2 separate regions of the Mus musculus genome follow, and region 2 is linked to region 1. A link is a loop called in an ENCODE intact Hi-C map of the cell type or tissue named here. Cell type or tissue: gastrocnemius. All regions are shown on one strand. Each heading gives the region's core, and the rest is flanking DNA. Links, peaks and the distances in the headings are about the cores only.

Region 1 (10,856 bases), core at 2,061-7,060:
ATGTCAAAACTTCCAGATGTCTGCTTAGGAAAGCCATGAAACAGAGTGAAGTAAGCCCAAGAAAGAGGTTATATGTGACACAGGAAGCAGAATTAAAGATGTGGGGCTACACAAATAATGTCACCAAGAGACCTAGATGCTAGAGATGAAGTTGTGGGATTTGTTGTTTGCCCTCCTGGTTTTCAGACTTATTTTTGGCCCAGTCTTTCCTTGCTGTGCATCAATTCCTGCTTTTTGTAATGGAAGGTTTCATATCTGCCATTGTATACTGAAAGTATGTAACTTATATGAATTCACAACTAGGAAAATACCTCAAATATCAGAAGATTTTAGACTCTTTAAACAGTGCAAGCTGTTAAGACTATGAAGTCTTTTGAAGTTGGACTGAAAGTATTTTGCATTATGAATGAACATGAGCCCAGAAGGAATAGACATGGAATGTTACAGAGTTTATTTTTGTTTTTATATTGAGGCAGGATCTCACTATGTAGCCTTAGCTAGCCTGGAACTTCCTATATAGACAAGGCTGACCTCAAACTCCCAGAGTTCTGCCTGTTTTGCCTCCAGGATGCTGGGATCACTATAGTCAGCCAATGTTACAACTTACAGTGATGTCCTTGGATATCAAGTCGAGAAGGAATAAACTCATGATGGTTAGTGTTTGTTGTCAACTTGACTGGAGTAAGAGTCACCTAAGAGAATACCTCTGGATATCTCTGGATATCTCCATGAAGGTGTTGAAGAAGGAAGACCCTTCATAAATGTGGGCAACACCCGGTTATGGGCTGGACGCTCAGACGAGAGAAAGACCTAACCAAGCACCAACCTCCCTGCATCCTATCTGCAGATGCGATGCTACTAGCTAATCGCACTGTTGCTGTTCACTTTTCCTGGTGTGATGGGTCAAAACAAACCCTCCCCTCTTTATATTGTGGCTATCAGGAATGTTGTCACAGCAACAATGAAAATAAATAGTGCATCTAGACGATGGCTAACACATAAGGGTAAACTGTGGCGCTGAACCTTTTAAAGAACGATGACTCGGTGCCACTCAAGACACCAAGTCCTCTTCCTGAAATGCCCTCTTCATTTCCCCTCCTTTCTGGCGTCATCCTTTTTACTCCTACTATTTTCTTTTTCCCTTCTCTTCCCAATTCCAAAAGCATTCACAGAAACAAGATGTGCACCACTACCCCGAGATCCACACTGAGAACCAAACCACCTGGAGAGCTTGTGTGAAAGCTGGCGGGGGGAGGGGGCTATCACAGGCCAATCAGATCATAGCTTCTTGGATAAGCCTGGTCACAGGCCAATCAGATCATAGCTTCTTGGATAAGCCTGGTCACAGGCCAATCAGATTATAGCTTCTTGGGTGAGGCCTGGTCACAGGCCAATCAGATCATAGCTTCTTGGGTATGGCCTGGCCACGGGCATTTTATCACCAGCACTTCTCGGGTCCTGGTGTGGAGTCCCTGCTTTAGACCTCTGCCTTCCTCTTAGCCAGGGGAGAGAAACTGCACTCTGGCGTGATCACATTCCTGGAGCATTTCTTAGGAAGCCTGATAACCTAAACCAAACACAAAATAACAATGAAAACGAAAGCTGATGATTTGAGTGTTTCATTCTTCTCCACGTCCCAAAAGCTGAATGGAAGGCGCATAATGGTTACATCAACCGAGGCTAAAATCTATACATACAACATAAGTAAAACCACTTAAGAGATGTTAGGAAAACCCACCAGCAAGATAAGACCTTCTCAGACTCGAGCTGGAAGAGAATGGGTCTATGGGACAGCTGACCGCAAATCTGTCTCCCAGATGAAGAGACCCCCATGTGAGGAAAATAAAGCTGCCAAATTAATACAAGTGTAGAATTTCCCCTTTGGCATGAGAAAACAGAAGCTAAGACAATCACTGATAAGACCCTCTAAGCTTTCAAGTGAATAAATTTGAATCTCTTTCCAAAAGAAAAGAGAGCACAAACTGGGGGTGGGTGGTGTATTAAAAGATTTAATGCAGAAAAGGAAAGAATATACATTGAAGACATATGTGTGGTATAGTGTGGTATATGGTGAGTGTGTGTGTATATGAGGTGTGGTGTGGTGTGTGTGTGTGTGTGTGTGTGTGTGTGTGTGTGTGTGGTGTATGTGTGTTTGTGTATGGTATGGTACGCCTGTGGCGTGTGTGTGTGTGTGTGTGTGCACTTAGATACTGGGTCTCCCAATGTTACCCAGGATAGTATAAAATCTCTGGACTTAAAGGTTGTGGAGACAGCTCAGCAAGTGAAGCAAGCCCTCCCCCCTCCCCCAGCACCTAATAAACACTGGGATGGCAAAGCAGTCAGCCTCTAACCCTGGGGCTCAGAAGGCAGAGACAAAATAGATCCCTGAAGCAAGCTAGCAATCAGCAAGCAAGCTTTAGGCTCAGTGAGAAAAGCTAACTTAGTGAATAAAGGGGAGAACAATTCAGATAGACTTCCAAAAGGAACCCCTGTGCATATATATCCAAGCACACATGTGCCCACATACAGGCACACATATGTACATACACGTGTACATAGGAAAAATGTAGGCTCAAATTATCGTGCCTTAGCTTCCCGAGTGATGGTATTACACGCATGTGTCAATGAGCTGGTACAATACAAACATTCTTTTGGATTTTCAACATAAAGAAGACACAATAAGTACTCCTACCAAATGAAAATCATGCTCCCTAAAAAGGAAAAAAAAATGAATCAAGCCAGAAAGATGGCTCAGTAGGTAAGTGTTTGTCACCATGACTGATGACCAGAGTTGGATCACTGGGACCCACATGATGTGTGGTGGTTTGAATGAAAATGACCCCCTTAGTCTCATAAGACCTGGCACTATTGGGAGATAGCCTTGTTGAAGGAAGTGTGTCGCTGGGGGCTGGGCTTTAAGGCTTTTGATGCTCAAGCCATGGCCAGTGACTCCCTCTCTCTCTCTTCTTTCAGCCTTCAGATCCAGATATAGAACTCTCAGCTCCTCTCCAGCACCATGTCTGCCTGCATGCTGCTATGCTTCCTGCCATGATGACAATGGAGTAAACCTCTGGACCTGTAAGTCAGCCTAACTTAATGCTGCCTTTTACAAGAATTGCCGTGGTCATGGTGTCTCTTCATAGCAATATAAAAGAAACTAAGTCATGTGGAAAGAAAGAATCTACTCCTTCTTGCAAGATATCCTCTTATTCTATCCAAGTATCGTGTCATGTACACACACACACACACACACACACACACACACACACACACACATAATGCATAGGTACTTTGACCTGGACAGTAAGGTAAATTGAACTCTGGCGAGATGATCCCTACAGCAGTTGGCAAGTGACTTTCCTTTCATGGGGAGCAGGGGTCCATTTTTTCACATCCTCAAGTCTGGGAAGGAGAGGGAAGAGAGGGACTGCGACTTCCCTGACAAGTATGTTGTATCACAGTATCTATGTGATTCTGTGTCTTCTATGGGCAAAGTCTTCAGCTGGCAGCGTCTGCTTCATGCCCAATGGGAGTTGGCAGGGTGGGAAAGTGTGACTACATTGAGATCCCCAGGCTGTGAAAAACCCAGGCCAGATGAAGGATTTCTCAGGAGCAAGCATGGAGAGAGACAGACAGAGGCAGAGAGAGAAAGAAACAGAGAGACAGAGAAACCAAGGAGCGGCAGCCATAGGTAGGGGTGGGACTGAGTAGGCTCTATGTCCCTGCGGCACCAGCAACCATGTGATCAGGCACACCATTCAGCCAAGCTCATCAACAGCCTGATTTTAAAAGTCATAAGCAAACGAAACTATTTTCCCAGGCTTCGGAGTTGTGGGGCAGTCTGGAGTTACAGAAATAATTATCTGGCGGAGGTAATCCACAGCCGTCTGGAGTTCTTCAAAGAAGCGGGTGGCAGTGAATGCTGAGTGTTGAAATTCCAAGCTCTCTCACTAAGTCAGCTCCCAGAAGGCTGGCATCCTGGATGCTACTACCCCGAGGCAGGAGACTGGCAGAGTCTCTATTGGAAAATGTGACCAGCACTGGAGGAAACACCTAAAGCAGCTGTCCTGGGGAATCCCCGAAGCTACCCTGCCAGGAACCTTGACCCCACCCTTGGCAGCTAACTGTCCAAGCAGCCAGGGGCTACCACATTTCTAAAGAGGGTAAGAAACCTAAAACAGAGGGGGAACGGTGAGAGAGAAAAAAATATGAAAACAGTCACTATTATTTTTGAAGACAAGACACAGATAACACAATACTCGTATGACAAGAGCAGGAGGCAATCAAAAAGAAAAAGTAGCCAATGCAGAAGAGTTTCAGAGCATTAAAAGGGTAGTGATCCAAACTGAGCAGAAGAGTTAGGAGAAACGTGTGGGGAATGCTTTAAAGAAGAAAGCAAAAGACATAGGTGGGAAATCAAAAAAAGAGATGGCTGGAGGACCAGGACAAACCAATAACTCTCTATTTCATCCAAACACTAAAGATTTCCCAAGAGAAGAGATGAAGAAAAAATATGAAGGAGAAGCAATCATAGATCAAGTAGGTCAGGAACCTTTCCCAGAATTGGAAGTCATGACCCACAGCAAGTCACAGCATCATGAAAGTCCCTGCAGCGCTGAGAAAAAGGAAGAGGCTACCAGAGGAACAAGAAAGGACGGTTGCTAGAGAAAGTTCACATCCAAAGGACGCAAGTCAAGTGACAGGATTTCTCAGTGGCACAAAGGAGCTGTAAGACAATGGTGTGGTGGCTTCCAATTTCTGAATAATTGTTTCCATCCTGGGCTCACCTACTCAAACTGCTGTATCAGGGCGTGTGCAGAACTCTCAGACATATGAGGCTGAAAAAAAATTAGCCTCCCATGAACTTTTTTTCAGGTCACCGCTGGAGAGGATGCTTCATCAAACAAAGGGGTTCAACAAGAAAGAAGACAGTCAGAGCCAGGAAAAAGGCTTTAGCAAAGTAGAGCAATAAAAAGATTTCCAAGATGTCAGCGATGAGAGACCCCAGCATGACAGCTGCCAGGCTAGAGAGGAGCTCTTCCTGGCCAGAGGACAGAGAATGCCACCTCACAAGGAGATCCAGGGCCCTGGCACAAAATCAACAGCTGATAAACACGTAGCAACCATAAGACCAAACAAACAAGCACAAGTCAGTCCGGTCCTGTCCTGCAAAAACACAACCTGCACACCAGGTGCGACTTTCCGTGGTTTGTCATCTTAAGAATTGAGCTCGGATTCATTTTTATAGCATACTGTATTCAAATCACAGTTACCCAAAATATTATTTCAACTCAGTATAAAAGCTATTTGTGAGATATGCCATATTCTTTTTTCAAATGAAACACTTGAGCTTCAGGGTTCATGTGCATTTGCAAGCCATCTTGATTTGCCCACCCAGATTTCTCAGAAGTACTTGATTTCAGCTGTACAGAATTTTCATTAAATGTACAAGTGGAAGGTGATTTACATAACAAAGGTATTCCAAACATTCTTAACAAGCTGTCAAGTTGTACAATTTAGTTGTAAAAGCATTAAAATTAAACAACATTAAGAAGTAGTTTTCCAGGCACCATAGTCATATTTCAAGTGTATAAGAGACCGTGTGACTGCTGGCTGTCCTCTGAGTCCCAGGGAAATAAGATAGCATACTCTAAATATTGAACAAACCGAAATGCAATACAGACTACACTAGGAAGAGGGTGGAGAGAGAACGTTCCTTGTCAAGGAAAGAAGTAGAAAGGAAATTCTGGTCCCTTCATCCATAAAGCCTATGGGTAGTACCTGCTATGATTTAAATCTAAAATGCCCCTCGAGAGCTCATGGGTTAGAACACTGGGCTCCCTAGGTGTTCTAGGTGGCTCCTTTGGGAGAGTCTGTGAAACCACTGTGGTCCATGTCCTGGCTAACAGAACTGAGTCACTGTGGCAGTCTTGAAGGTTACTGCCACCTCTGTGCCATCTGGAGCTCTCTTTGTCCTAATAGAAATATACAGAGCTCCCAGCCCAAGCTGCCGCAGCGTCCCATGACATGCCTTCCTCGCCATGATAGACTGATATCCCTTGAAGCCACAGGGCAAAATAAGTCCTTCCTGTCCTAAGCTGTTTCTGTCTGGGTGGTGGGTCAAAACAAGGAGAAAACAAATGCAGTTGCTTGAAACATGTAACAAAAATTATGTAAAACAATTAAATAGAAATGAAATAGAAATACAGAAGTAAATACACAAAGAATATCAAAACATAGCCCCAAGTGGCCAGCTCTAAGTAGGGAGAGATGGAGGGACAAGGCCTCCGGATGCCTACTTTCTTAGCAAACTTCATGGTATTTATTTGGTTAACTCCTCCCATTTAAATTTGGACATACATGGTTTTGACTGATGAAATGTTTCCAGCCTTGAGATTGAGAGGCACTGAAGTAAAAGATGGCGGCAGACGCATCATCTTGTCCAATGCCAAACCCATTCTCAAGTCCCACACTGCTGCACTGGGAGGAGGGAAGGCCTGAATGGTTGTAGACATGACCTCTTGCAGAGCTCTGGAGGCCAAGCTTGTGGGATCACAGGATCAGCAGCCACTGCGGCCCCTTCCCACACCTTCTACACTCTCTGTCCCGCCCAGCGTCAGCAGCCACACGCCCCCGCTCCTTCCCTCTGCTGACCCCCAAAGGCCAGGCAGGACAGAGCTTCCACCACGGAACATTTCTTGTTGGCTCTCACCCACACCCACCTCACTACTTGTCACTATTATTTTCCAATCTCTAAGCTGGAGAGTTTGCTGTGCAAGCCAACCTTAATTCAAATCCTCAGGACCTGTGTAAGAAGTTGGTGTGACTACATGTACCTGTGACCGCAGTTCTGTAAGGGAGGCAACAGTCAGGAGGACCACTGGGTCCAGTCAGAACCCCTGTTGTGTGAAAGGAATAAAATAAAGAATAAGAGAGCGGACACTCATGATCCTCCTCTGGCCTCCAGACAGCGGAGCGCACTGTGCACACACACACACACACACACACACACACATACATACACACACACATACACACACACACACACACACACACACACACACACATACACACACACACACATAAAAACAATAAAGCTCACCTAGTTTTGAGTCGTCTGTCAAGTTAGAGCCCTACTTATAGCTGTTTGCAACTGATGGTAATTTTCACATATAACCTAATATGCATGATAAGAACAAGAACGTCACCACATGCTCTTAAGTGCCCCCATCATGCATAACTTATATCACACATAGGCTTAGAGAATATTTGATAAAGTAGAGGGGGAGAGAGAGAGAGAAGGAAGAATGTCTGTGTGACAGGGTCTTGATCTGTAGTTCAGCTTGAACTCAGAGTTCTCCTGCCTCAGTCTTGTAGGAAAATAGAGTTTGCCACATGAGCATGAAGAACTTAATTTCAGATTCCCCAGGACCCACGTGAGAAACCAGGCATTGCTACATCACATGCCTGTCACCCCCGTCCTATGGGAGGCAATAGTCAGGAGGATTGCTGGGGCTCACTAGCCCCTCAGCTGGATTGGTTGGGATGACAGATGAGTACCTCCTCAGCTGCTCACTTCTCTTCTTAAAATGATTTGCTCTCAGATCCGTTACTACATAGGACTAGTACAGTATACTATGGGTCTTGTTTCCTTTCTTACATTTTCAGCCAGCATCTTTTGAAAACTGCCTTTTTCGCTTCATTAGTTACATGATATTTGTTATGAACATGAAATTTCCCCCATGAAATCGGGCCTGTATAGTGGGGCTTGTTTACCAATGCTGGGAGTTTAGGAGGTGAGAACTCTGGCCCGATTGGTAAACTAATTGCATGATGGAGTCATAATGTATTGGCATCATTGAAAGACAGTGCAAAGGAGCTGAGAGGTAGTGCTAGCTGAGGGACTGAAGCCACTCGAGATGCCCCTGTAGTCTGTCTTGCTCTGGCTGCATCCTTTATCTCAGTTTTCTTCTTCCTCATCACTATGACATGAACTGCCCTGTTTTCCCCTCTGCTATGATAGGCAAACCCTCTGACACCGTGAGCTGAGTACAACTTCTTCTTGTGAAGTTGTTTATTCAAGATTGCCCTCTTTTGTTTTGTCAGTGCTAGGGAAAGATCTTTGTTTCCCCACAGCAACAAAATTGAAATTAACATCGAGTTCACCATTCCTCAAACACACACACACACACACACACACACACACACAACACACACCATCCAAATCTCTAAGACTCAGAGTACTGCTGTTGGGAACATATTTACCTGTTTGTGCAAGAGTTTCCCTGGCATCTACTGGGATCTGCATGAAGGCCTGTATAAATCTATAATCTAGCTATAGTATTCTTGTGAATTATTCCTACTCAGCTATGTGGAGGTTTCCCCTACTGTGTAATTGGGAAATTGCTGTGACAGAAACCGGTGTAGACACATTCTTGTGCACCTCAGAAGACAACCTCCATACGGACCCTTGGGCTTGTCCCTTGCACTGAAGATAGGAGCTGTCTCTGTGTGGGAGGTAGCTTTGCCACCTCTTCCTCAGACTTGATCCCTGGCTGTCCTAGCAGGGAGCAACTTGTATAGAAGGCTGGTTTGGTTTATGCCTCAAAGGTCCTCTACCTGGAGAAAAGAGAGATTAAGAGTGTCTGAAGTCACAGGTTTTTAAATGGCAACAAGTAAACACCCTTGCTTAACTAACTAGAGGCAGTGTAGCTCCAAGGTTGATGTCTATGCTCTGCCAACTGGGAATTGATGAAACCTTGGCCAGGTGCAGCTAGCTGGGTGAAGCCTCTGTCTTTTCCAGCCCACATCCTCCTGTTGCATCACCTGGGTCCTCCTGGGTCCCAGCAATGTGGGGCTCCTTTGTTTACCCCTCTCCTGCCCTCCATCTGAGGGGACTGCAGGGCCCCTTCAGTTGGTTTTCCATTAGCACTCCTCTGCCCTGTACTTTTTCGATCCATATTTGAGCTTGCAAAACACACATCTCAGGCACCCTTTCCCCTTCGGCCTCAGCTGTAGACTGCTGAGCAGAGGGAATACAGATGAACCGACTTCCCAAAGCTCCCTGTACCTCCCCACTTCCTGGTTCCCACCATCTGGGGTCCACCCCTCCACCCCCTAAATTGACAAACTCCTGCTTGGTCACATCTGGTTGAAGAGAAAGAAACAAGGAGTTGGGAGCCTCTCCTAATAGGCAGCACTTGGCACGCACAATAGAAGCAGCTGCTGTTTATAGCCCTTCTAAGGGTGGCCTGCAGCAGGACCCCACACTTCCCCTCCCTGTGGGGCATTGTTTTACGCGAAGCATCTGGAACCTCGTGGTCTTGTGGCTCAATTTTTTTTTTAATCAAAATCTACTCATCTTTTGAATCTAAAAAACTAACAAACTCTCTTCTTGGGGAAAACTTCGCAGCCGCGGTCTATTTCCATCTTCTGTAAGGCAGCTCTGTATACAAGTCCCAGCATTTCCCTGTTGCTGTCGGTTAAGTGAAATATAAAAACCAGCCGATAAGTCACACTATGCAAGCAATATCCCTCAACCTTCGTTGGAGGAACACACCTGTAGCCCCAGCACACAGGAGGCTGAAGCAGGAAACCGAGGCAGGAAGATGAAGAGAGAGTTCAAGTCCAGCCTGGGCTACATTGTAAGACTGTTACAAACAAACAAACAAACAAAAACCTTAAATAAATCAGGTTTATTTTTAACTGTCCCTTGAAGCTTTCTTTTAAAGAAGTTACTGTGCGGTTTAAATTCACAGCTTCCAGGATGGTAACCAACGACATAAATTCAGATTCTCAATTCAAACCTGATATCAACGTGCACAAGAGCCAAGCGGCAGGACCCATCCTGCTTGGTGTTGCTATCTGTGCAGCTTCTCTGACCCCGGGGTTCCTCTTGACTGGCCTTGTCCCCATAGAAACAAGCGTGGATTGACAGGCAGCAAGCAGGCTCTGTGAGCATCCTCTGATTGCACTGGCCTCTCCAAAGCCCAGCCTTTTCCAGACTCCTGTGCAGGTTCCCCTGGACAAGGTGGCGCCTAATTACCTCCCTTCTGTGTTTCCCTTTTCTCATCTCTTGTCCTCTCACTTCCCCACCCCCACAGAGGACAGCCTTTTCAGGAAATCATGCACACACACACACATACACACACACACACACACACACACACTCACGCACACACACCTGGCACAGTGAGATAGGGATGTTCACCATGGATACCAAGCTACCATTCCCACTCCGGCTGTGGCTCCTGGGAATAAGGAAGTATCTGTAGAATGCTGAAACTCCAGATGTGTGCTGGCTAGTGCCTTGAGACCTGGCTTCCCCGTCTCATTATGCCTATTTTTTTCCACAAGTTTCATATATGCATATCAAGCTTTCAGAAGGGGAAAAATTGGAAATGGTAATCTTCCTTTTAATATGCTACCACATGCCAGCCCAGAGCAGCTGTGCACACACCACACGTTGGACTGGACATGAAATATGGTCCAAGACCATTTTTTTAAACATCCATTCCCAGGGCTTACAAAACACATTTACTTGGAGGGAGGTCACACAGTCTTCCTTCAGCATAAAAAGGTGGCTTTGAACTAGGTACGGCCATCTGGAAGCAGCCTCCTCGCCTATTGATATGTAAAGCACACATATTACACCATCTTGCCGGGACAGTGCCGCAGGAGGCTGAGGCACACAGGCCTGTAATTGTTTAAATATACAGTCTCCAGCTCTCCAGAGCTTGCTTACCTTGCTCTGAGAAACCATTTGCCAGAAGCAGAGGTGGCTCTGAACAGGCCGGGAGGAATTTGCTCATAAGGGCAGTGATCTGCCTTTGAGAAAACGTGCTTGGAGCCCAGAT
Region 2 (10,856 bases), core at 3,855-8,854, 66 kb before region 1:
TGCTTTGCTTTGCTTTGCTTTGCTTTGCTTTGCTTTGCTTTGCTTTGCTTTGCTTTGCTTTGCAACACTAGGGATTAAACCCAGGGCCATGTATGTGCTAGGCAATTGCTATATCTCCAGCCCTTGTCTGGGTGGGGTGTGGGGGCTTATGGCTATGGCTGTTTAAAAGTTTTCATTTATTACAGGCATGACCTTGAACTCACCAGAGAACCAAGGCTGATTTTTCAATTCAGGATCTTTCTGCTTCAGCTTCCTCAGTTCTGGGATCTTAGACCACCAAGCCTGACAACTGTTTGTCAAACAGAAATGTGATCTCTTTCAGAGGACCATAGCTCTCTCTTGATGCACGGAGCATAACCCAGCTAATCAGCACTGGCTGTCACATTTATAGCCATCTCCTGCTCCTGGGGCACAGACACGAGTGAAGGCACTCAGCATCTCTACATGCCAACACCAGCCTCTGCAATGTGAAGCCCTGTGGCCATGGAAAGCTGCCCCCAGGAGCCAGTGGGCAGAGCCGGCAGACAAGAGAGATGACCCGAGAGCTCATCCTTGGAGCTTGTCTGATGACCCAGTTGTTTACTCAGCTCATCAGCATTTCTGCATTAAGGATTCTCCGGAAGAGTGTCATTGAACAGCACCTAGTGCCTTCTCTTGTCCAGGGCAGCCAGCACACTCATTCTCAAACAGCACTGTAACACTCAATTTGAAAGACTGAGGAACTCAGAGGTAAGGCAAGCCCCTCTGTGCTAGCACTTTTGACTCTAATATTATACTTTAATGCCTAGAATTCTAAATGCCCTGCCTTTCCTAATTTATCGGATATTCATTGTAATTATCTCACTTGTAATGAATTCATTTGGCATTAATTTCGATGTCATATGTACAGTACTTTCATAAAAATTACTGTGTGATTCAGACCTAATTTAATCCATCTTTAAGGCGAAATGTTAACAATCAATTCATATTACTTGGTTCCTTAAGCCACTGGCAGAGCCTTTATTATAATTATTATTATTTATGAACCGTGTGAGGTATTTCTAATATGTGCACTCTCCGATTTCTCTGCTGCCCCATTCCCCTATCTATACATCACCGCTACTTCACAAATAGATTTGCCTAATCGATACCTCAGGGTCTTTATAGTTAAAGATGTCACCTTGCATTTGCAGCTGCTGGCCCATCATTATGTGTACAGATTTCAGAACGGCTTCTGTAGTAATAAAGTGCATGATATTTTTACATCGCATTCATCTCAAGCACACCCAGCTAGGAGAACCAGCAAGCTCTCTTCTGTGGAAGCAGGAGCGTATCCCCTCTGCTGTTTAACACATCTCCTCGTGAAACACTCTGGGCACCAGTGAACAAAACCATGGCTTGAGTGGAGTGATATCTGAAGTCACGTGACTTCACATGTACAAGCTTGTCATAGGTTGTCCGTATCCTGGTGACAAGTGAAAATAAAAGCCAACATACATATCTGCCATATTTTAACCATGCATGAGCTATAAAAATACCACCTGTCAGCTCTCGGGTGGAAACAGGCAGAAGAGCAGACAGAACCCACCAAAGAAGGAAAACCACAAGGTGGTGGCACCTCTTCAATTTGACCTGAAAGTTCTCTACAGAGAAAGCAGTTATTTTTAAATGGGTTAGACCATGCCCTTTGTCTATGTAGGGTCTTACAGCATGAACTCAAGTAAGAGTGACAAAGGTGCCATTTTAATAGGTGAATCATTTTATTCATTTATTAATCATGCTCAAATTTCCTGACATTTGATTAGCTTTCTCAGTCTTCAATGCAAAACCCCAAGAGCAAATGCCTTATATCTAATGAATTCGTGTGTGTGTGTGTGTGTGTGTGTGTGTGCGCGCGCGCGCGCACGCATGCGTGCAAGTCAGTCTAACAAATGACAGTTGAAAAGCTTACTGTGGGACAGAGATCCATGTTAACATGCATGTGTGTTGGCTTTTGTCAGGAAGGTACTGTGCTGTTGTGAGGTATAGGATATTGTGCTCTGTGGCTGACCTATGGCATGTGTGCCCCACCATACCTGTTTCCTTTACCTGTTCTTTGCCCCATTGGAACAGGCACGACGTAATGTTAATCTGAGGAAATCTCAGCATGGTGTGTCTGTTACTAAAGGCTTATGGAAGGCAGTCACCAAGATCTATACCCATGGGTCTTAAAGGCACACTGGTACCAATATCTGACTTTTCTTCTTTTTTATAATCTTTATTCATGCATATCACTTGTACAAAAAGATGACAGATTTTGTTGTTGACGTTTCCAAACTTCTATAGAACTTTAGAATAAATCTGTATAAAGTACACTGCCTTATTCTGTTTGTCTCCTCCCATCTGTCCATTCACAGACACATCTTGAGTCTATCCACTCTAAAGAAAATAAAAATGCCCTCCAACCCTTTTTAATGAGATTGGATTCTCATGATAGGATTTGGTCTTGAAATGCTTACTGGCCTCAATTAAAAGTCAAATACGGAGGCTAGGGAGCTAGCTCAGTGGGTTAGTCATTTGCCATACAAACCAGAGGGCCTGCTGTCAGATCCCCAAAATGGAGAAAGCTGCATACAGCAGCCAGGCAACCTTAGACAGCAGTGAATGGGAACCCTTCTCAAACAAGGTAGACAGTGAGGACTGACACCCAAGGGTGTCTTCCAACTGTCACATGTGCACCATGATCCACGTGACCTGTGTGCATGCACATAAACACACACACACACACACACACACACACACACACCTAAAAACAAAAATAAAATAGAGAAACCTAAACTAAGCTAAAAATCTGCAGGTATGCTTCTCCTTTTCTACAAACCCAGCTTGTTGCTGCTGTGCTGAGTGTGGTCTACAGATAGGAAGTGCGGTGGGTTTTTCTGGGATGCCTGCAAACACCATATGGAGTCAACCCAATGCCATGGCATCCAGCAAAGAATTAGCATTTGACCAAGCGCTCCCTGGGGAACACAGCTGCACTGATGAAAAGAGGGCCAGCAGGCCCGTGGAGAGCATCTGTCGAGGGGGTCTCACCTTTCAAGTGCACACACACAAAGCTCTCACCTGAGCCTTCCATCTGGGTGGCCTCAGAGGTTAGGTTTACAGGTCCAGGGGTGGGGTGTGTCTCTATTCAAAGTGCATTAATGGTTTGTGAGAGAAACCCATAAAGCGTGATGGTCTTGAAGTTTTTAGTTGATTATCAGGAAAGCGCTTTAGGGGTCCAGATCTGTGAAGCTTTATAAAAGACATTTCTTTCCATTTACAGGAATGGTTTGCACATGGCAGTAGTGCCTCACGGTTATGGTTGTAGCACACTGTATAGCTCAGTTAGGCAGGACCAGGCTGAAAAACCTCTTTTAACACACTGTTGAGGAATTCCCAAAACATACCAAAAATTCCCTGCTGGAGAAGGGTTTTGATTTTGGGGTTTTGATTTTTATTGCTGTTGTTTTGTTTTGTTTTTAATTCAGAAATAAACAAACACACAAGAAGCTGTCCCCTACTCTGCACTAGTTTGCTAAGGCTACCATTAGGAACTGCCGAGCTGGAGCCCGGCTTTGACTCTGCAGTGTCCCCCACTATCCTGGTACTATCCTGGTACTGTGTCCCCCACTATCCTGGTACTATCCTGGTACTGTCTTGGGAAGCTGCAAAGTAGCTACTGGAGACCAACCCTGAAAGTCATCCCTTCCTTCAGCCTCCTCCTCCGCTTCCTCATCCTCTGTCATATGAGGAACATCTGTCACATGCTGCAGCTACCACACCGGACTGCTCTATCCTACCCGACTCCGCCACCGTGAACTGGAACCCTCTGAGACAGGGAGCCAACACAAATCTTTCTTTCTATAAGATGCTTTGGCCTCAGCAACAAACACATTTGGCTTACACAATGGAAACTTGCTGCCTCACCTTCCAAAAGCCAAAAACCTGAAATCAACTCCGCAGCAGGGTTGTCTCCTTCTAAGAACACTAAGAGAATTTCTTGAGGCCACTTTCCTTAGCTTGTAGGTAACCATCTTCTCCCTCTGCCTCCACGCAGTTGTCTCTCTAAACATGTCTAAACTTCCCTTTCTTACAAGGGCACCATTCAGACTGGGTTGGAATGCGCTCTGATGACCTCATTTTAGCCTATCCGTCTCTATAAAGACCCTGTCTCAGATAAGGTCTCCTTCCAAGCTACCAAGGAGGAATTCAGCATGGGAATTGAGGCAGGGGATCCCATTTAGCTTGTAACATGTTCCTGAAGGTGTTCTGGTTTCAGAAAGCACAAAGTCACTTTGTTCCTGAGTTTCTCCATAAAGAGACAGACAAACAGGGAGTCTGAAAGGGCTCGTTTATGCCTAGGTTTCTTTGCCTCCTCTTTCAAGTAGAGAAAAAGAACTCAAATAAATGACTGCATAAGATTAGAACTAGCAGCTCACGACACCGAGGGACTGTGGAGGAACGCAGGGTCAGGATGAGGCTTCCGGATTAGCCCAAGGGCTGAGCAAGTGCGAGGCAGGAGCATGCCTCTCAAGGCAAGTGTGGAACCAAGGCCACTCTAATGACACTGTAATGACACTAAATGACATGGGCTACATACAACACCAGGAGCTGAGAAGGACTGGCCTTCAGTTAGCAGATGGAGGAAAAGCAGTTCAGCCTTGATGTCTAACAGATTCTTGTGTTGTTTCCTTTTGTTTCGTTTTGCCTTTTTACATCATTGTGCAGCTAGAGGAAGGTGCTCAGACCTTTAAGGATGGAGGCTGATCTCGATGACACATTCCTTTAACACTAGCACTGAGGACTAAGGCCAAAGGGTGGTGAGTTAAAGACCAGCTTGGGGCTATATTATGAGCCTCTCTCAAAAATTCTTAAGTAAGTAAATAATTGTATTATTGGGAACAAGACTACCTAGTACCATCTCTTCATTTTATGTCTGCGGTTGCTACTTCAATGTAATACAACAGAGGAATGCCATCAGCCCTCGGTCTGATTATTGCTTTCTTCCTAAGGGTGTAGGTCAGGTGAATACTGAACTCACTATAAAACCAACTTCCCACATTCTAGGATTGCTTGCAGACATGTGTTATCATGCCAGTTTGTATTGTATTATTTGTTTGTTTCTTTCTTGAGAGAGGAAGGGGTCTCATTCCATAGCTCAGGTGGACTTTAAACTCATAGCCAACCTCCTGCCTCAGCTTCCCAATATCTGGGTTTATAGGCATAAGCCGCCACACTCAGCCTTAATCTGATTTTCTTAAATATTTCCCTTTGTGTGATTTCTGTTCTCTATTAAATGTTATTTATTTAATGTGTAAGTCTGAGTCAAGCCCTCTCTTGTGTGGGGGTGTGGTGTGGGGGTGTGGTGTGGTGTGGGGGTGGGGGTGATGTGGGGGTGTGGTGTGGGGGTGGGGGTGATGTGGGGGTGTGGTGTGGTGTGGGGGTAGGGGTGATGTGGGGGTGTGGTGTGGGGGTGTGGGAAGTGCTTGAGTATTGCCGTGCAGGTGTGGAAGGTCAGAGAACAGCTTTGGGGAGTCTGTTTTTTCTTTCCACCATGTGGTACTCTGGAATCAAGCGCAGGGTCTTGGGCTTGGGCATAAGTGCCTTTGCCTGCTAAGCAGCCTCTCCAGCCCTGTTGCTGTTGCCGATACTGAGTTTTGTCTTTTGCTCGAAAGAATAAAACAGCCTTCAAAATCTCCAGAGATCCGTAACTTAACATGTACAGAATTATAAATTGTCTGACAACTTTTCCTGACATTTCTTTTCTGTGCAGACATGGAAAGTGTGTGCCTAGGAAAGAAGAAAGCAGGGGGATATGACGAGGAAAGGGATTTAATTTTAAGAAGAGAGAAGAGACTTCCACTTGAAGATGACAAAGAACGCACTGGCCACACAGGGGCAAGATGAAGTGGGAGTTTTTTAGAAGATATCACATCTTCTCTTTTGCTCTTTTGCAAGAGCTCACGATGGAGTGGAGTTAATCTTCATCGTTCTCCCGAGAAAGCACAAAATGAACCATCTTAAACTCAGGGAAAAAAAAAAAGCCCCCAACACCATCTGTTGCTCCGCTGAAGCGTTGTAGTGGGGGAGGGGACAAGCCAGTTGTTAAATGGGAAAGCAATCAGGCGCTCAGCTCCCCACACTGCCTTCTGCCTAGAAGCCAGGAAAGAGGTCCAACGAGAGGGTAGAGGATTCCTTTCCTGGGTGCCTGGATTATTAGCCATTGTACGTGGGTGGGTGCACTGGATTACAAACCAGGGTACGTGGGGAAAGACGTAGGTGGCACTTAACCGAAACGAGATAAGTCAAACCAAGGCGCCAAGGGCTGCTTAGGAAAGGATTTCCCTCCTTCAACCCCGATCAGTATCATCTGATGGTTGTTTACTTGTTAAACTATCGTTAGATTGAACATAAGTGTAAAAATAGTCTTAAAAACAAGGCGCAGCTCTCCATTATCCCAACAACACATGGCTTTGACTGTTTCAGAAAGGGAAATAAAATATTTAAAACAGGTTTTTATCTGGGCTGTGCGTCTAAACGTGCAACGGCCCCTTGGAACGGAGCCCTGGTGGAGCAGAGAAAAGCCGTGGGTTGTGGAGGGACGGCTGGCTTCCCGGTGATGTGGGACAAATGGCAGGTCAGTCACATCTAGTCGTTGATGGGGAATGAGAGCAGGCGTCCACTGACAGAAAACAAGCCTCCAGCCTCCACAGTCAGAGTCTCTCCGGGCTGTCCCCGTGCTTCAGGGTGACCCACAATAACAAAGCCCACGGGAGCAGTTTACTCAATAGCTTCGAGCATTGTCCTAACCGTGAATCTTTGCAGAGACTGAGACTTGGCCACCCTGGCAGTCGCGGCGACTCCCCCAACTCCGCAGCCCAGGGTTGGGCTGATACCTCGCGGCCGTGGTACTAGACGCTGCCGGAAGATGGCGCACGAAGATACCGACTCAATCGAGGGTGCCGAGAGCTACTGTGGACTGGGCGGCCGAAGAGGGATTTTGATTCATTAAAAAACATAAATTGTACTTGATGAACAACAATAATAATAATAAACTGACTACTGGATTCCACAGAGATGAATTTTTAAATCCCTGAAATCAAGTTATTTAAATTATTTAATTTAATTTGCTAAATTTCAGTAACTGCTATGTAATGGTGCATGCCGGGCGTTTAGGTTTTATAGCGTCTAAATGCTTCTCTTTACGGTGATTGCTGCAGTTGCACGGTCACCAGAGAACTCTGTCCCCATCTCCAAGCTGTGTAAACAAATTGAGGCGAGAGTAATTACACACTGAGAGGAAGGCAAGAAGAAGCCATGGAAGCCAGAGAGAGCCCCAGCGACAAAATAACACCTTAAAAGGGCTCAAAGATCAATGCTGGTGACTTTACTAAAATCATCCAGGGGGGCCAAACCTAAACTAAACAGTGCCTGGTGGTTCTTATAGCAGGATCTTCCTCTCAGGAAAATAAAATCTATAGTCACATTGATATTACACCTTAAACTGTTTAAGTTCGTGAATGTACATTTTAACTAGCTTCCCAGCTAGAAAATTTGTGCCCAGAAAAATCTAGAAACTTTGTTCCTCCTATGAGCAAGGAATGATTTCGGCAGCCAAATATAAGTCTTTTCATTAAAGGAACCCTCACATTCTCCTTTGTGAAGTTCCAACGTGCACGCCATATTTGCACGAACAGCTATGTCTAATTTGCACAAACAGGAAGTTGCACACGAATATATTATCTTAAATCTGTGTGTGTGCGCGCGCGAGCACATGCACACGTGTGTGCATATGGGGGTATACATGCTGTCTGCACACTACGCTTCTCCATTGTTTTCGGCATAACTGATTTTGGCACCAGCTCGTTAGCACTTTGGAAGGGCCTTCATTAGCACTGGGACAGTAGCCAAAAGGAATCCAGAAAAATCAACACATGGCTGCTCCTGTTCTCACGATAAACGACAGCTTTCCTGGAAAACAACAACATTCGAGAAGCAAAACAAAAACCCACAGCAACAAGAGCGCAACAACATGAACACAGGAAGTCAGACATCACCAACTAGGAGTTTTTTAATTTTTAAATTTATTTACTTATTCAGATTTTTTTTTTTTTTTACAATTCTGGGTACTCTCACCCAATTAAAGATATAAATAACAAAAGTACATTAGGAACCCAAGGGGAAGAAACTAGGCTTTGTAGTGGGGGGAGATGCTGGGAAACAGCCTGGCATTTGCGGCCACACCAACCCCCAAACCAAAAGTGGTCCACGGAAACTTCCATGCCTAATCCACGGTTCTTTGGAACCTGAGTTCTGACAAGAGCCCTTCTGGGAAAACAGAATTCCCCTCTTTGTGTGAATATCTCATCTCGAAACCGGTAGTAGGAAGTTGGGTTGCTCAGGTACTTTGATAGTATTCTGGGAAAACGGTGATATCTAAACTGGTCAAAACTGGTAGCAAACCATATAGCTTGTTAGCCTAATACAGGTCCTCACACTCATGCCGTAGCCAAAGCAGTAGCCAAATCATACAGGACGGTTCCTCAAAGGGTTAACTCTTTGCAAGTCAGCTGTCAAAAGGAAGCATGCTGGTCTTTTAAGACTCCATGGAGGCTTTGCCCTAGACTGCCCTTCCCACTGGGTCTCAAGAGAAGGCACCGGGCTTGGCCCCTCCTCCTTAGCCCTTTGCCCTCTCTGCCCTGGGTTTCTGTTAGAGTTTCTCAATTGTTTGCACTGAACTTTCTTGAAATTTCTCAAGGAAAGGGGAGAGAGGAACGAGAAGGCAGTGAAATAAAGGTAGAAAAAGTCCGGAGCATGCATTAGTCACGTGATCCAGAACAAGCCATGAATACACAAGGGCCAAGGGAAAGCAGTGTCTACCTGGAAGCCCTCAGTGTGGCACTCACTCAAGGTGGTACTCACTCAGGGTGGCACTCACTCACTTAGGGTGATACTGAGGGTGGCACTCACTCAGGGTGGTACTCACTCAGGGTGGTACTCACTCACTTAGGGTGGTACTCAGGGTGGCACTCACTCACTTAGGGCGGTACTCAGGGTGGTACTCACTCAGGGTGGCACTCACTCACTTAGGGTGATACTGAGGGTGGCACTCACTCAGGGTGGTACTCAAGTCCTGAGAAGAAAGGAAGCTGCCTGTGCATAAGTGGCAAGAAACCTGAGGAAGGCAGCCTACAAGTATGGCTCTGGAGGAATTCAAAATTCAGACCGAGCAGGTTGTGGGTCCCAGAAAAGAAGCTTCAGGCTCATTCATTCATTCATTCATTCATTCATTCCACAGGTATTTACTTATTTCTTCTGAAAAGACAGGCAGAGCTGAAGCATCAGGCACATCTTCTTCACATCCTGACTCACTCAAACCTTGGACACAGAATTAGAGAGACAGGGATAAAAAGGCTGCGAACCTGGGGACTGACAAGATCAAGTCCCAGAGTTGAGTATTTCTAAAGTGGTGTGTGTGTGTGTGTGTGTGTGTGTGTGTGTGTGTGTGTGTGTGTCTGTGTGTCTGTGTCTGTCTGTGTGTGTCTGTGTGTGTCTCTGTGTCTCTGTGTGTGTCTGTGTGTGTTTTATATTAGTGTGTGTGTGTCTGTGTTTGTCTGTGTGTGTCTGTATGTGTCTGTGTCTGTGTTTGTCTCTGTGTGTCTCTGTGTGTCTGTGTGTGTCTTAGTGTGTGTGTGTGTGTGAATGTGCATGTCTACGTGCGAGTGTGTGTTGTGTATGAGTTTGTCTGTCTATGAGTGTGTGTCTGTCTGTATATGTGACTGTGTCTCCCTGTGTAAGTATGTGTGTCTGTCTGTCTGTCTGTCTGTCTGTCTCTGTTTAAGTGCGTCTATTTCTGTTTGTCTGTGTCTGTCTGTGTGTCCCTGTGTGTCAATGTCTCTGTGTGTGTGTGTGTGTGTGTGTGTGTGTGTGTGTGTGTGTGTGTTCAGCACCTTAAACTGCCTGGAAGCAGCCTGCAGGCTGAGCACACACTCTCCCAGGAGCTGAGCCACAATTCCAAATCATAGCTGAAGTATCTGTTGACAACAGCTCATCCTTACAAATGGCTCCATCTCAGGATATTGCTGATAATTATTGTGAATACGCTCACACAGTCTCATGTCTGACAGAATGGTTTCACTTTCCAGCAAGGGCCAGAAAGCCAATTGAAAGATTTCCAAAATGAGGCGAGGTTCCAAGCAGATCTGAGGCTACTGCTCAAAAGCCTATTCAGTACCCTTCTCTCTTTCGTCTCCTCAAAGATGAAGTCTGAAGCTAGCTAGTGTCTGGCAGGGAGGCCAGTGTCAACATCCTCTACATTTATTTATTTATTTATTTATTTATTTATTTATCTATTTATTTATTTACATATTGGAAGGCAGCCACCATTTATGGTCCTTCATTTCCAAATACTAGGAGCAGTGGTAGCCGCCAGCAATGCCTCCAGGCCATCAGACTGGCCACTCTGCACAGCCGGCCGGGACTAGGTCCAGGGCATTAGTTGCTGACCACCATGTTTATAGCACAGTTAATGTTGCCTCAGCCCAAAAAGGCCCTAATTAAAGAAGATGATGGGCTGCAAGCTCCCTGAAATGAGTTGGCTTTTTGAACACAGCTTGGAAAGACAGAATCTATTATATCCCAATACAGTCCCATAGCACCACTCTGTTTAGACCTCGTCTGGGTTTCTGTTATAGCGGTGTGACAGGAGGGTGACACGAAGGCCTTGGAGAAGGTCCCAAAAATTCATGGGTACTCGGGTGATTGTGAGAAGCCATGCCCCACTCAATACTCTTCAGTAGTTGTGATGACCAAATGTGATTCACACAAGACTGGGCTCGCTAATGTTTGTAGAGAGC

The links. Hi-C counts contacts between places; a loop is a spot of excess contacts. Peaks named below come from ENCODE experiments on the same cell type or tissue, not always from the same donor. Only the 100,000 strongest peaks of a DNase experiment are listed, where the experiment ranks them.
Region 2: a loop joins it to region 1, with 2.5 times the contacts of the local background. A loop is called at or near these places in 8 of 42 quality-filtered maps.

Annotation. Positions count from the first base shown.
Region 1 is chr4:8,956,279-8,967,134 of GRCm38, reverse strand. No RefSeq gene overlaps it. Among named protein-coding and RNA genes, the nearest start is that of Gm34428, 47 kb to the left of the region's middle. In gastrocnemius, for the core only: no CTCF peak of the experiment used is centred there; DNase peaks (open chromatin) are centred at 3,519 and 5,092; H3K4me3 peaks cover 748 bases; H3K27ac peaks cover 2,705 bases.
Region 2 is chr4:9,024,013-9,034,868 of GRCm38, reverse strand. No RefSeq gene overlaps it. Among named protein-coding and RNA genes, the nearest start is that of Gm34428, 21 kb to the right of the region's middle. In gastrocnemius, for the core only: a CTCF peak has its summit at 6,920 (motif pointing right); DNase peaks (open chromatin) are centred at 6,915, 7,225, 7,867, 8,300 and 3 more places; H3K4me3 peaks cover 2,101 bases; H3K27ac peaks cover 1,991 bases.